Linked DNA regions of Homo sapiens: region 1 is linked to region 2. A link is an interaction called in ENCODE POLR2A ChIA-PET data of the cell type or tissue named here. Cell type or tissue: B cell. All regions are shown on one strand.

Region 1 (5,000 bases), 370 kb after region 2:
GGCTGCAGTGAGCAGAGATCCCGCCACTGCACTCCAGCCTGAGTGACAGAGTGAGACTCTGTCTCAAAAAAAAAAAAAAAGGTCAGAAAAGGCTTCAGGTCAAATTAGGGCTTTGGGTCAAATCAGGGCTACCTGGTCTGGGAGAGGCACACTTCTAACTGCTGATGCCACCCTCAAAGGGTCTCCAGAAGCTTCCACTGACTGCTGTTGGCTGCACCAGGCAGTGAGTATCAGTACATTTAATCATCACAAAAACCGGGCAGGCAGATGTTGGCGGATTGTCTGTGGGCTGCTGAAGAGCTGGTAGAGCTCAGCGCGTCTGTGACTGGACCACAGTGCGAGTAGCTGGGGCTGACAGTGGACCCTGGGCTGCTGCACCCGCTGCAACCCCCAGGTGGAGGGATCCACGCAGCCTGGTGACGATTTGGCCCTGGCCCTGAGCCATGCCCCGCGTGACGCAGTGCTGTCTGCCAGCCTGGGAGGCTCCTCACCTGTCTTTGCCTGAGCCAGGGCCTGGGAGTTTCAGGACTGGGAAAGGAAAGAAAACCCCAAGGCTGGGGTCAGGAAGAGGAGGGCTATTTTGCTGCTCAGTCCTGCTCCCCCAAACCAGACCTTCAGCTCTTTGCAAACGAAAGAGGGGGCAAGGCCAAAGCGGGGTTCCTTATGCAAGTTTGCTTCCTGCCCTGAAAAACCAAAAAAACGGAAAACTTTTCCAAGCAAGTGTAAGCACTGTGTGAGGACAGAGTGGGCGTTTCCTTCTGAAATAGGAGACTAGGCCCCCAGTGGGCAAAGAGACCCTGACCCGCTTCTCCATCTGTGCGGGGGAATGAATGAGCAGGCTCACCCTGTTGTCATCCTGCCTGCTGCTGTGGGGCCCCCCTAGATCTTAGGAATTGCTGGGTACTTCCGGACAGTGAGGTTGTCTGAGCTGCCTGCAGGTTCCCTGAGTCTGGGTACTCAGGGGCTGGGCAGGAGATGCCCATTAAGCAGGTGTTACTCTAATGAGTGAGCTTTTCAATGAGATGAACAGGAAAATTAGCAAAATCATGTTCCTAATCATTCCTCCTGCGGCGGCCCCAATTTTGCTAACTGTTAACATTATATGATGCATAAGTAGGGGAATGCATTTTTAAAATTATGGTAAAGCCTATGTAACATTTTATAAAATTGACCATTTTATTTTATTATTAATTTTTTTTTTTTTAAGACAGGGTCTGGCTCTGTCACCCAGGCTGGAGTGCAATGGTATGATCTCGGCTCACTGCAACCTCTGCCTCCCAGGTTCAAGCGATTCTCCTGCCTCAGCCTCCCGAGTAGCTGGGATTACAGGTGCCTGCCACTACGCCCAGCTAATTTTTGTATTTTTAGTAGAGACGGGATTTCAGCATGTTGGCCAGCCTGGTCTCGAACTCCTGACCTCAAGTGATCTACCGTGCCCAGCCAAAATAGACCATTTTAATCATTCATAAGTGTACAGCTCAGTGGCATTAGGTCTGTTCAAATTGTTTTGCAGCCTTCACCACCATCTATCTTCAGAACTCTTTTCTTTTTCTTTTTTTTTTTTTTTGAGATGGAGTCTTGCTCTTATCGCCCAGGCTGGAGTGCAGTGGTGTGATTTCGGCTCACTGCAACCTCCGCCTCCTGGGTTCAAGCGATTCTCCTGCCTCAGCCTCCTGAGTAGCTGTGATTACAGGTGCCCACCACCATGCCTGGCTAATCTTTGTACTTTTAGTAGAACAGGGTTTCACCGTATTGCCCAGGCTGGTCTGGAACTCCTGACCTCAGGTGATCCACCTGCCTCGGCCTAACAAAGTGCTGGGATTGCAGGTGTGAGCCACTGCGCCCAGCCCAGAACTCTTTTCATCTGCAAAACTGAAACTTCGTCCCCAAGAAATATCAACTTTCCGTTCCTCTTTCTCCCAGCCCCTGGCAACCTCCATTCTACTTTCTGTCTCTATGAATTTGACAACACTAGGGACTTCACATAAGTAGAATCACACAGTTTGTGTTTTTTTGTGGCTGGCTTATTTCACTCAACATAACGTCCTCAAGGTTGATCTGTGTTGTAGCCTGTGTTGGAACATCCTTCCTTCTTAAGGCTGAAGAACATTCCATTGTACGTATGTAGCACATTTTGTTTATCCATTTATCTGTCGTTGGACACTTGGATCGCTTCTGCCTTTTGGCTATTGTGATTAATTCTAGGAACAGGAATGCATTTTTTTTTAGAGGTAGGGTCTCACTGTGTTGGCCAGCCTCGGCCTCCCAAAGTGCTGGGATTAGAGGTGTGAGCCACTGCGTCCAGTTGGGAGTGCTTTTTTTTTTTTTTTGCAGACAGAGTCTCACTCTGTCACCCATGCTGGAGTGCAGTGGCACAATCTCAGCTCACCGCAAACCCAGCCTCCCAGGTTCAAGCAATTCTTCTGCCTCAGCCTCCTGATTACAGGATTAGAGGCATCTGCTACCGTACCCCGCTAATTTTTTTTTTTTTTTTTTGGAGACAGAGTCTCACTCTGTCGCCCAGGCTGGAGTGCATGGCGTGATCTCGGCTCACTGCAACCTCTGTCTCCTGCCTCAGCCTCCTGAGTAGCTGGGACTACAGGCGCATGTCACCATGCCTGACTAATTTTTTCTATTTTTTTTAGTAGAGACAGGGTTTCACCATATTGGCCAGGGTGTTCTCAAACTCCTGACCTCATGATCCGCCCCCCTTGGCCTCCCAAAGTGAATTTTTGTATTTTTAGTAGAGACGAGGTTTCACCATGTTGGCCAGGCTGGTCTTGAACTCCTAACCTCAAGTGATCAGCCTGCCTCAGCCTCCCAAAGTGCTGGGATTACAGGTGTGAGCCACCACGCCCGGCCAGGAGTGCATTTTTAACAGTAGCTTGTTCCTGGGAGTACCCGCTGTGCACGTAGGTGAGCAGAAGGCGCAGTGGGCGCAGGGTGTCCTGAGCTTCCCTGTTACAGGTGCCTTGGTGGAAATGCGCCGGGGTCCCAGGCCCCACCGCTTGGCCAAATGTCCTTAGGAAAATGTAGCCTCACTCTCCACCCCCAGCCCACCACTTCACTTTCTGTATCTGCCGGGTGGGGTTGCATGGAGAAGATTGTCTGTGAGCCTGTAATGTTAAAGTAAGGGGCCCCTACAGTCTGGGGTGGGCTCCCAGATGCTACTATATCCATGGCCACATGGGAGTGTGGGATCTGTATGTCCCTAGAGCAACTTGGGCCAGGCCGGCCACCTTCTTCTGTCTGAGGGTTATGATTGTAACAGCAGCAGTGATGACAGTGACTCCGAGCTACTGTCTGACCCCCTGCCCCCAGAACGTCAAAGGGGACCGGGTGGTCTGCTGGGTCCGTTCCATCCTCAGGGCCCAGGACAGCCCCTGGCCTGCCAGGGGGACACAGAAAGCCCTCCTTGAGTGACCGAGTGAGTGAACTGGCCTTCCTTGTCCTCAGGTCCAGCTGGGAGCTCCCCGACCTCCAGGAGGGCAAGATCCAAGCCATCAGCGACTCGGATGGGGTGAACTACCCCTGGTACGGCAACACCACAGAGACCTGCACCATCGTGGGCCCCACCAAGAGGGACTCCAAGTTCATCATCAGCATGAATGACAACTTTTACCCCAGCGTCACATGGGCCGTGCCCGTCAGCGAGAGCAACGTGGCCAAGCTCACCAATATCTACCGGGACCAGAGCTTCACCACCTGGCTGGTGGCCACCAACACCTCCACCAACGACATGATCATCCTGCAGACGCTGCACTGGCGCATGCAGCTCAGCATCGAGGTGAACCCCAACCGGCCCCTGGGCCAGCGCGCCCGGCTGCGGGAGCCCATCGCCCAGGACCAGCCCAAAATCCTGAGCAAGAATGAGCCCATCCCGCCCAGCGCCCTGGTCAAGCCCAATGCCAACGATGCCCAGGTCCTCATGTGGCGGCCCAAGTACGGGCAGCCGCTGGTGGTGATCCCGCCCAAGCACCGGTGACAGCCAGGACCACCCGCTAGGTTAGACTCACAAATAATAATACCGCTGAAAACAAAACTCAGACTCACTCTTCAGTCATTCAGCAAGATACAACCATTCTACCCTCTCCAGCGGGCGGATCTCACTGTGCTGATGCCCCCGGGAAGGCCTCCCCGGCTCTCGGCACCTGCTTCCTTTCAGGGAGAGGGGAGATCTAAGCAGGACAGACAGACCCCACGTGCGCCCTCAGGGTGACCTCTGGTCTCCTTGCCTCTCCTTTTTCTCAGTTTCAGTCGCTCACTTGTAACAGATTCCCTGAAACACTGCTTTTTCCGTTTTTTAAAAAAACTCCTCTTTTGGGGGCTCAGGGGCAGGAGGAGGGGGAGCTGATTAGGAGGGAAGCTCCAGCCCCCGATCAAAGAGACAGATCCACACTGCTGCCGATTTGTGGCGCTGGCCGGCCTTCCCCCCAGGTCCCTCCGCCCTCTGTCATGCGGCCTTATGTAGACTTGCTTTGCCAAACTTTTGCCTTAAGCTGAATTGAAAGGAAGAAAACCAATCGGAGAAAGAAAGCAGGATCTCTTTTCTACCGGACTTTTCCTCTTCTGCCAGAGGTGGAGGGAGGGTTGGGGTCGCCCGCGAGAGTCTCTTGAGCCCTTCTTCCCGGTTGTCTTGGGAGAAGGGTGAGGATGGGCATTTAGACCCGAAACCAGCTGCTCACTCTTTCTTTTTGGCAGAAATAAAACCACAGGTAGATTCTGCCTGAACAGCCCCTTCTCTCCCTCCACCCCCAGGTCGTATCCCTGCACCTGCGGAGAGGGGCTGTGAGCTCTGGCGGGGGGTGGCTCCACCAGTCGCCTGGCCTCTTCTCCCCTCTCTTCCCAGCAGCCTTAACTTCCCTTGGGCGGCTCTAGGAGGAGAGAGGCAGGCTCCTGTGAGCCCAGGGAATTTTCACCCTCTCAGTCCTCAGGACCCACCCCCAGTTGAGTCCCTGGCCCTTCCTCCAGGTGTGTGGCTTTTTCCTTCTCCATCCACA
Region 2 (5,000 bases):
GCCTTTGGGTCAGGGCCAGGGCTGCAGGCAGCAGGACAGTGGAAACCCCGCTGTTGTGTGAGGCCATATAATGTAGTAGAAAGGGGCCAGCCTTAGCACCTGGCTAGATTTGAATCCCAAGTTCACCACTTCGTAGTCTATGAACTTGAACAGTTTACTCAACTGCTCTGCACCTTAAGTAACTCTTTTATGAAATAGGTATAATAATAGCATCGTGCATCTCAGGGTTATAGGGAAGATTACACTAGTCAATACACATAATGCTTCTAGAACAGCACCTGGCACATACGGAGCAGTCAGGCCTTAGCTGCTATTTATTATTAATTATGTGGTGCTAGATGCATGCTTTGTAAACAGATCTCTTGGCTTGAAAAACCTGTGTCCCTCTCCTTTCTGGACCCCTCAATCCAAAATTATAGCTGAGGTGTTTACCCCAGGTCAAAAAAAATTCCTTCCCACTCAACGAGGCTAACAAATTCCTGAAAACTGCCTCCTTGGCTTAACATTCCCCAGCAGCTCTGGAGAGTAGAATAAGGACCCCCAAAGGACTTAAATTATAGAGAGAGGCTGAGAAAGCATTGCTCAGCATTGCAAATTGCTCCAGAATGAAATATGTGTTTGCCAGGACATCTGGGTGGCCCTCCAACCCCAGCAGCATTTAAGGGGAGGCTGACGTGTCTGCTGGGGCCATAGAGTTCATGTAAAAGGGGCTTGCCTAGATGACATCAATATTTTCCTCTGAATTCTCCCATGTTCTCCTTTTTTTTTTTTTTCTCTGAGACGGAATGTCACTCTGTCACCCAGGCTGGAGTGCAGTGGTGCGATCTCGGCTCACTGCAACCTCTGCCTCCTGGGTTCAAGTGATTTTCCTGCCTCAGCCTCCCGAGATGCTGGGATTACAGGTGTGAGCCACCACACCCAGCTAATTTTATATTTTTAGTAGAGATGGGGTTTCACCATGTTGGCCAGGCTGGTCTCGAACTCCTGACCTCAGGTGATCTGCCCGCCTCGACCTCCCAAAATGTTGGGATTACAGGTGTGAGCCACTGCGCCCAGCCTCCCCATGTTCCCTTCATTCCAAAAAGTTACTAGTATCTGCTTAGGGCAGCGAGACTCAAGGATGTAGCCCAGGGTGGCTGTTGTGATCAGAGCTGATGGCCCTTTCCAGGATTTGGAGGACAGGCACGTACATTATCATATCTGGTCCTCACAGTAGCACACTGGGTTCAGCAGAGCAGAGTGGAACGTGGCCTGGGGCTTTATCAGCAGCCCTGAGTCACTCTGGCCCACCCACCCCTGCTGTTCCTGTCTAGGCTTCTGAAAATGCTATTATTGAAAATTGTTATTCTTCAGGTAACATTGTTAAGGTTTCCTTCTATCGAATTGATTCTGATGAGATGTTCACAAGTTAGAGCAGCCAAAACAGAGGAGAATGAGTTTCCACTCATAAAGCTCTGTGGCAGTCCCAAGTACATTTCCTCTATGGAGTCATTACAGCACCACTTCATTAGTAGAAAGGCATGTCTGAAAGAAAAATTTCCTTGATTTTTCAAAGTGACTGGGGAAAAAAAAAGGAGAGAGAAACCTATAGGTTATGAACTTGTCAATGTCAGAGCAAATAACTTTTCCACAATTGCTTTAAAAATATTTTAGCCAGAACAAAGATTCTCTAGGTGAGAAGCTTTACAAATTCAGTTTTGTTTCATTTATTCAAGAAGCATTTAGTGAGAACCTTCTATATGCCAGGCAATGAGAGATAATAGGAAATATGAGCAAAGCTGGCACAGACCCTGCCCTATGGCACTTACAGTCTAAGGGGGGCAGGACCGTAAACACAAAGGCACACCCATGTGGTATAGCGCTGCCAAGGAAGATGGCACAGGGTGTGATGAAAGGGTATGATGACCTTCCTTTCTCAGGGTGGTCAGAGACGCTTCCCCAAGGAAGAGACAGGCCAGCATCTGGAGGATGGACAGGAGCTGCCTGTGGCTGGGAGCTTTTCATGCTGGAGTCATTACAGACAGTGAGAGTGATCGAGACACTGTGACGCTGGCATTTGTTGTTATTGTCTAATAGTAATAACAGCTAACATTTATGGGGTGCTTTTTGTACACTGTCCTCACTTAATACTCATGACAACCCTCCATAATAGGCATAAATGGCTGCCCCTTGCCCCTTTCACAGGTGTGGAGACTCAGGCTCAGGTGGAGCAGTAGTCAGTGGCAAGGCTGTGATTCCCACCCCCAACCTGCTGCCCCCTCCCCGGCTCCTGTGCACCATGACACCCTGAGCTGCTGCCTCCCATGGGAGGACAGGATTCTCTGCACTCCCACCTCCAAGCTAGCTGGCTTCCAGCCTCTCTCACCGTCCCTTTCAGGCCTGGGACACCTTAAAAGCCCATGCCCTGGTGGCGTGAGAGAGCCTCCCCCAGCTGGGAGGGACTGGAGCTGTGCAGAAGGGAAATGCACTCATGAGGATGTTGTCAGCCCACTTGGAGGAGGGGCGTTGGACGTTCTTACACTGACTCACCGTTGTTTACGTAACCCATTCAGTTGTTCAAGGGAGTCTTTCCTCTTTTTTTTTTTTTCAAATGATTGAACATGGGTTGTAAAACAGGATTACTTTGGTTTTGTCCCTGAATGCATGGTAGCATTTATCATTTAAACCTCCACATAAATGCCACTTGTTCAAGCTGTATAACCTTGGGCAAGTTACTTCCCTGAGTTTCAAGTAGGTTTTAAAATATTTACCCTGAAGATTTGAGGAAATTCAGTAAGATAAAGTATATAAAGTACCTGGTAAGAACTAGGTGACCAGGAGGCAGTGGGGAAACAGTGTTACCTGGAGAAGTGTTCATTTCTAACGGCTCACAGTGACCATTTTTGACAGTGATTATGGCTCTTTTCCAGGTAGTCTTATCATCTCAGGTAAAAGATAGACCCCTGTCCCCTCATCTGGCTCTGGGGCTGCTTTTCCACCGGGAGCCTGTAGCTCAGAGCTGATTATGACTCTTGAAGGAAGGAAATCTGAGGAATTTAAAGACCCTCAATGTTTTTCTCTGAGAACCACACCCAGCCTAGCACCTGGATGCTGGGGGGCCGAGCCACTCGAGGCCAAAGAGATATCCCAGCATGATCTTTTGAAATCGGTACCCCACCTCTTCCCAACTTCACCAGGTAATTTACTGTGTTACTTGAGCACCAGAGCTGTATTTTGACTTGTCAACTGTTATTTAAGCCCTTCCTTCTCTGTGATCATTTTCTTTTTTTTTTTTTTTTTTTTTTTTTTGAGACGGAGTCTCACTCTTGTTGCCCAGGCTGGAGTGCAATGGCATGATCTGGGCTCACTGCAACCTCCGCCTCCTGGGTTCAAGTGATTCTCCTGCCTCAGCCTCCCAAGTAGCTGGGATTACAGGCGCGTACAACCATGCCCAGCTAATTTTTGTATCTTTAGTAGAGACAAGGTTTCACCATGTTGGCCAGGCTGGTCTTGAACTCCTGACCTCCAGTGATCCGCCCACCTAGGCCTCCCAAAGTGCTGGGATGACAGGCGTGAACCACCGCGCCCGACCTATGATCATTTTCAGTATGAATAAAATGAACATGGAAATAAAGTATTACATATTTGGAGAGCTACTTTTCCAAATACCGTTTTTGACTTTTGAAAACTGATTTTCAGTGACCAGTCGGCAGTTTCCAGTCACTGCTGTAGACATAGACTCTAGAGTAGTCTCTTCTTCTTTTTGTTCTGAGACAGTCTCACTCTATCGCCCAGGCTGGAGTGCAACAACGGCACAATCTTGCTCACTGCAACCTCCGCCTTCTGGATTCAAGCAATCCTCCAGCCTCAGCCTCCGGAGTAGCTGGGACCACAGGTGCATGCCACCACGTCCAACTAATTTTTGTAGAGGCAGATTTTTACCATGTTGCCCAGGCTGGTTTTGAACTCCTGGGCTCAAGTGATTCACTTGCCTCGGCCTCACAAAGTGCTAGGATTACAGGCATGAGCAACCACGTCTGGCCTTTTTCAGTCTTTTCTAACTCGTGCCTCAGGACAATTAAAAAGTCTGACATCCCTCTCAAAAAATTCTACCTTCAGTAGGAGGTGTTGGGCTCATGCCAAATTATAAATGGTCAACTTTCAATGAGATTAGGGTGTTAGCACAGTAGCCAGATATGTGCACATTTTAAGGTTTCTCCTCTGTGATAGTTAAGGCAAGTCAAGACTAAAGACCTTCTGTCTAGGCAGGGAGATAGGTGGTAAATTTAAAAAGCAGCCCGCCCCTTTTATAGTCTTTTCAAGCCTAGGCCACGCGAGCTAGTGTAGGGAGCGTCATTGGGATCATGACGTCATCTTTGAATTTGGGCACATGTCTGCACATGTGTGCCTGTCATTCCAGGATTGTTTTGCCATTGTTCATTAGTTGAGTTCACAGCTGCCTCTCCAGAAAGATGACGATCTAATTATAATTGCTCATGAATCAATGAAGAACCAGGAATGTTTTCCTGTATCAACAGATGCAAACAACACAGACTTCTCTCTGTTCCTTTTGCCCTGCTTGTAAAGAAGAGTGAATCTGAAAGTGGGGCATCCAGGGCACTGTGTTCTGGCGCTCTTTAACTCCCTCTAAGGCCGTGATGCTCCTCTTTGGGGCCTGGCGTTGTGCTTTTAGGAAGAGCTGCTTCTCCCACCGTCCTCCCTCCTCCAGGCGGTAGGGTGCAAGGGAGCTGCCTCTTTTCTAACTGCTCTCTTCACTGATTGTGTAGTCTCTCCTCCTCCATCTTGTCCTGTTTGTAATCACCAGCTAGATGGCTGTCCCTTAAATATTAACTTCTAAATTGTGCTAACATGCAAGTATTAAGGTTCTCCTTTCTTGCTAGTACTTGGCTCTTAGAGATTTTGCTTCTCCACATTTCTTCAAGAATAGACATCTGAATGGGGTAACAACTGTCACAGAGTAGGGTAACACTGAACCTGCATCTGTGGATATGCCTGGCTGA

The links. Peaks named below come from ENCODE experiments on the same cell type or tissue, not always from the same donor. Only the 100,000 strongest peaks of a DNase experiment are listed, where the experiment ranks them.
Region 1: POLR2A ChIA-PET joins it to region 2 with 6 read pairs; 1 of 35 experiments calls an interaction of 5 or more read pairs at or near these places.

The regions. Positions count from the first base shown.
Region 1 is chr9:131,259,807-131,264,806 of GRCh38, reverse strand. It overlaps FAM78A (family with sequence similarity 78 member A), which reads left to right. Exons shown (of 2, transcript NM_033387.4): 2 at 3,457-5,000. The coding sequence ends at 3,985. Among named protein-coding and RNA genes, the nearest start is that of FAM78A, 14 kb to the left of the region's middle. RefSeq lists an enhancer at 2,055-2,104. In B cell, no CTCF peak of the experiment used is centred here; a DNase peak (open chromatin) is centred at 1,906; H3K4me3 peaks cover 329 bases; H3K27ac peaks cover 4,605 bases.
Region 2 is chr9:131,633,002-131,638,001 of GRCh38, reverse strand. The region is part of intron 5 of RAPGEF1 (Rap guanine nucleotide exchange factor 1); the gene reads left to right. Among named protein-coding and RNA genes, the nearest start is that of PRRT1B, 90 kb to the right of the region's middle. RefSeq lists an enhancer at 1,046-1,340. In B cell, no CTCF peak of the experiment used is centred here; a DNase peak (open chromatin) is centred at 2,501; H3K27ac peaks cover 2,902 bases.